Regions from separate parts of the Homo sapiens genome. Here region 2 is linked to region 1. A link is an interaction called in ENCODE POLR2A ChIA-PET data of the cell type or tissue named here. Cell type or tissue: GM12878. All regions are shown on one strand. Each heading gives the region's core, and the rest is flanking DNA. Links, peaks and the distances in the headings are about the cores only. Region 1 has its middle 160 kb from the start of DTNBP1. Region 2 has its middle 110 kb from the start of DTNBP1.

Region 1 (2,817 bases), core at 106-2,605:
CACAGGCATGATGCTACAGCTCTGTACTGTCAACGCTGTCACCAGGCATCACTTCCTTATGGTTTACACTCCTCTCTTCCCATCATGTCATTTCTTAGAGCTCTGTAATCACACAGTCGTGTGCATCCATCCCCAGCTGTCAACAGGATCTTCTGAGTAAAACACAGCTAAATAAATCTCTGCAATGAGGAAGGACCGCAATCAAAGGTGAGTCTATACCAATCTCCGCCACAGTTCTGGTCAGCCTCACTCTCCCTAGACTGCTTGCTTATTCATTGCAATGCTAGTGAAACTTTGTTCTAATTGGGTGAGCTTCTCACCTTGCATTTCAAATGAAGCCCATACTCCTAGGAACCCCTGTGTTCACGTAACTTCTGGAAACCAGCATTGAAAATATGGAGAAGGCTCTCCTGTTGATCAGAGGCTTATTAGAGGCCTGTCTGTCATCATGATTCCTTCCCGTTTTCAAGCATTTAAAATGTGAGCAGCAGTTCTAGCTGATATATCGTTTGGTGGACGTCTGTGAAGGCTCAGTACTTTGCTGTTGTTGGGGGATTATCCCATGTTCCCTGTGGTAGTCAGAATATTGGCTCCCTCAGGTGCCCATGTGCTAATCCCCAGAACCTGTGAATACATCACCTTATGTGGCAAAAGGGACTTTGCAAATGTGATGTAGGTTAAGGACCTGGAGATGAGGAGATTGTGCTGGATTAGCTGGGTGGGCTCAAAGTAATCATGAGATTCCTTATAAGGGAGAGAGGGAGGCAGGAGAGTTGGAGAAGGAGAAGGAATGATGGAGGCAGAGGTGGAGAATGCAAATGGGGTCTGGGGTCTTTGAACCAAGAAACACAGCACCCCCTAGAAATTAAAAAAGACAAACAAAAAGCCCCCCAAAACCCAAAACCACCCAAATTATTTCCTAGAGCTTCCAAAAGGAAGGTGGCACCTCTGTCATCTTGAAATAGCCCAGTGAGACCCATTTCAGAATTCTGACCTCCGGCACTGTAAGATCATAAATTTGTGTTGTTTTAGGTCATAAAGTTTATGAGAATTTATAACTTCCACAACAGGAAACTAATGCTTCCCCCTAATTAGAATCTGTTTAATTAGGCTGCTTTGGTGGCAAGAATTAACAATGAACCTCAAACAATGAGGTGTTTACCTGAAGGCGACATGTGCTTAGAAACCCACCTGCTAGGAAGAGCAGGACACGGGGAAGCTCTTTCAACCACTGCAGATCTGGCGGCTCTTGGCCCCGCCAAGCTCCTCTTGATGTGTCTGTTTCTCTCTTCCAGTTGGCTCATTTTTTCCGTCTTCTCTGTGTTCGATAATTTATTCCTGGTCTCTGTTTCTTTTCAGTTCCTGCTCCCTCATAATTTTTCCCTGAAAATGGTACCTCATGGTCTCTACTCTACCCCAGAACTTTCCTTCAGCCTCAGGTCACTGTTATCTACTCTGTTCTTTCTGTCTTAGTTCTGTTCTTGAGGATGAACGTGACTGGCCGCGCTCAATCTACCATGCTAAGTCACAGCATGGGTTGCTGGCCAGACTCTCAGTGGGCTGTCCTTAGATCACATTCCTCTCTGAGTCCAGTGAGCAGAGGCCAGGACTGAGTGATGGGTTGAGAAATGTGGCTGCCCAAGAGCCATCTCATTACTGGGGTGTGGCGGATGGGAGGTTGATGGCTATTGAAGTCAATCTAGGGCATGAATAATGGACCTAGGGAGTTGCTTTTCTTTCTGAATTAAAACATCTCCACATGGAATCTGTCCCTGATAAATAGTAAAGAGGCTCGGAAAGTCTCAAGTGTAGTCCCTTTCCTCCACCCCTGCTACTTTGCTGATACTCCAAGCAAGAATGGATATCCATTTTCTGTCCCCAGAGAGCTAGGGATTTGTTACTTATTATTTTAATTATTATTATTATTAATTTTTTTTTCTGAGACAGAGTCTTACTTTGTCACCCAGGCTGGAGTGCAATGGCACCATCTCAGCTCATTGCAACCTCCGCCTCCCGGGTTCAAGCAATTCTCCTGCCTCAGCCTCCTGAGTAGCTGGGATTACAGGCACACACCCATGCCCAGCTAATTTTCGTATTTTTAGTAGAGACAGGGTTTCACCATGTTGGCCAGGCTGGTCTTGAACTCCTGACCTCAGGTGATCCACCCCCTTCAACTGCCCAAAGTGCTGAGATGACAGGCGTGGGCCACCACACCCCGCCGAGCTGGGGATGTGTAAAGGAGATATGTAATGAGGTAATGTTAGCTGTAGAGTTTGGTCCATGGCATAAAAGGCCAAATCAGGAAGGACTGGCACCAAGGCACTGAACAAAACCAACAACCTTTCTTAAGTACCTACTCTGTACCAGGCACTGTTTTAGGCGCTTGGGCTATACCTGTGAACAAAACAGCTCTCCCCTGGGAGCTGACATTCTGAGAGGAGGAGAAAGACATACAATAATAGTCAGTCTCTCAGTGAGGCTGACCACTCATTAGACATCCAGTCATAGGCACCCAGAGGAAGTCTTGGCAAGCGTGTGAAGTATCAGAAGAGAAGAGCCAGGCAGCAGTTCCTGGGCAGGGGTCCAGGCCTGGGGCAGGGAAAGGGAGGCCAAGGAGACCTGGCACTAGGGGCTGCAGGGTGTCAGAAGGTACGGGAGTGCCATCCTGGGGGCTTCATGTCACAGCCATTATGGAGAAGACCAAGACAGCTGGTGGGCTATGGCGAAAGGGACTTGACAGTGAGGATTAAAGTGCCAAAATGAAACCTCTGTCTTCTGAGAACTGGTTGCAATATGGAGAAGTTTGTAAAGCGTGGA
Region 2 (2,817 bases), core at 99-2,598, 50 kb before region 1:
TTTAACTGTTTATTGTCAGTTTCCCCAGCTAGAGTGACAGTCCCATGAGAGGAGGGGCTTGTCTTGTCTACTGCATTTCCAGTGCCTAAATGGTACCTGACATGTAGTAGGTGCTGGTTAAATACTGGTCCCTTGGTCATGCTTTGCGCATGTCCATTCTAGTCTTTTCCTGCTGCCTACTAAAGACTTATTCTTTGCTTCATGACTTACTTATTTGGTGCTTTTTACTTAATGATGCTCAACATGTACTTTCATACATACTAACTCAGGAGACTGTTAATATTTGTTGAGTACCTACTATGTGTTTGGAACAAAGGTACAGGAGTATGTGAAGTTAGTATTCTAACCCATAATAAGCTACTTAGTCTCCATGGATAGCTTGTATTTTGAAGCAGGAAATGCCTATATAAAACTTTCTCCTGAAAAAAATAGAGTCAAAAATATCTAAAAGTGCTATCTGATGTTTCCTTGCCATTTATGGAAGAGAACAATGGAATGTATCAAATAAGGGAAAGAAACGAAGACAGAGAGAGTATTGACTTAAGTAAAAGGTCACATGCTTACTAAAGGAATTGCAACACAAGCCAAGCAATTCATAGCATCTCATCAAAGATGCGGGATTCCATCACTGGAACCTGGGAGGTGGAGTTTGCAGTGAGCCGAGATCGTGCCACCGCACTCCAGCCTGGGCTACAAAGTGAGACTTGGTCTCAAGAGAAAAAAAAAAAAAGATGCTGGATTCCACTTACCTTTCCCCAGTGAAGATTCAAAAGCCTATTAGCCTGTTTGAACTAAGATGTCAGACGGTGGCCTCAAACTCCAATCAATAATAGCACAAGGACTGAAGGCACCCACTGTTTCTCAAGAGTTCCAAACCACTCTTAATACAGTTTTACATTCCATCTAATATTTTGTTCTTGATGTTTTCTGATCTTCCAATTGTACTACACCCCTAGGGAAAAACCAAAATTTTTTTTATGAGAAAGCTAATTTTCAATTAGTAGAGTTAAGAAGAAAATCTTATAAACTTTCCTTCCTAAGCATATAGCTATACCCTTGAGAGAACCTTAGCTCATTGTGTGCTCATGAAAAGAACACAATATCCTGTATGAGTCAAACCTGAAGATGCCAAATGGTGATATATAAGCTTTTAAAGAAGGTTAGAGAACTGAGCCAACACTTTAGTTTTGTTCTTTAAGGGTAGAATGCTGGGGGTTATGGGCACTGCATATTATGCAGGAGGGGTGATGGATGATGTCCTCATTATCCTTGTTTTCTAGATTTGGCTGGTTGCAAGGTGGGGCTGGAAAGTCCCTTGTTGGTAATAACGTCAAGTGTATTGATACTTGTGACTCAGAGGCACCATTAAAATTGATATGTAAGTGTGAAGTGTGATATGTAAGTGTGAAGGTAATATGGTTTCTCTTCTTATTTCTCCATAATACTCATGGGACACTTTCGATGATTTAAAGCAGAATGATTTATTATGACTTTAATGTTCTAAGGAACTCTTCTATCTACCCTTGACCTCATCTCAACTGCCATTGTTTTAGTAAGGGTTCTGGTTAGAAATCTTTTCTACCAAGGGTAGGAACTTTTTTGTTATTGGGGTTGGCCCTCTGAAGTTTCACTGAAAAATCAGCTCACAGAAGGCAGGTTAATTGGAGAAAAGGTGTACAAGTTTCATGTGTATACACAGAAGACTTCAGAATGAAGACCTGAAGATACAGGGGAATTGTCCATTTTTATGCTTAGGTTCAACAAAGGATGGACAGCCATGTAGAAATGTGATTGGAACCAGCCTGGGCAACATAGTGAGACCCTGTTTCTACCAAAAAAAAAATGTAGCTAGACACAGGGGTGCATGCCTGTAGTCCCAGCTATCAGGAGGCTGAGGCAGGTTGTTTTTGGCTGCTGCCAGTTTCTGGTGATCGTCAGCATTCCTTGACCTGGGCAGCAACACTCCAGTCTTTTCTCTGTGGCCACATTACCTTCTCCTGTAATGTCTGTGTAATTTCCCTTTGCCTCGCTCTTATAAAGGCACCTGTTAGTGCACTTAGGGCTCACCTGGATCGTCCAGGGTGAACTCCTCATCTTAAGATCCCTAACTTCATTGCATCTGAAAAGAATCTTTTCCCACATAAGATCGCATTCATAGATTCTAGGCATTAAGGCATGGGCGTGTCTTTGGGAGCTGCACCATTCAACCCAGTCTATATGCCATATTTATTATTCTGTATGTGTAGCTTAAGTCAGTCTCGCTAGCAGCTACAAAGGTTTTTAAATTAGCATTCTGACCTGAACCTTCATAAATCATTATTCCTTGAGGACAGCAGCCAAGGACAAGACTAGATTAAGATTTTGAACAGGAGAATGGTTGATAGAGGGAGTTAGACACTCATAACCAATTGCCAGAGACGAGGCAGGAAATTCACATGCGTTAAATATCTTTTCCATTCACTTGCAAATGTGGCCTTGTGGCCAGGTGCTGTGGTTCAGACCTGTATTCCCAGCACTTTGGGAGGCTGAGGCAGGAAGATCACTTGAGGCCAGGAGCTCAAGGCTGCAGTGAGCTGTGATCTTGGTATGCAGGGAGTGCCACTGCACTCCAGTCTGGGCATCAGAGAGAGACCCTGTTTTCAAAAAAAAAGATGGCCTTGTTTGATTCTTATTACAAATCTGTGATGGACCTCGTCTAATCCATACTCCTGTAAATGTGGAAACAGGCTCAAGAAGCTAGGTAACAATGTTCTTAAGTCCCACCAACCAAGGGCAGAGCCAAGATTTTGATCCAAATCTGTTATTGTCTCCAAAGCA

The links. Peaks named below come from ENCODE experiments on the same cell type or tissue, not always from the same donor. Only the 100,000 strongest peaks of a DNase experiment are listed, where the experiment ranks them.
Region 2: POLR2A ChIA-PET joins it to region 1 with 5 read pairs; 3 of 35 experiments call an interaction of 5 or more read pairs at or near these places.

Annotation. Positions count from the first base shown.
Region 1 is chr6:15,825,478-15,828,294 of GRCh38, forward strand. No RefSeq gene overlaps it. Among named protein-coding and RNA genes, the nearest start is that of DTNBP1, 160 kb to the left of the region's middle. In GM12878, for the core only: no CTCF peak of the experiment used is centred there; no DNase peak of the experiment used is centred there.
Region 2 is chr6:15,775,411-15,778,227 of GRCh38, forward strand. No RefSeq gene overlaps it. Among named protein-coding and RNA genes, the nearest start is that of DTNBP1, 110 kb to the left of the region's middle. In GM12878, for the core only: no CTCF peak of the experiment used is centred there; a DNase peak (open chromatin) is centred at 1,331.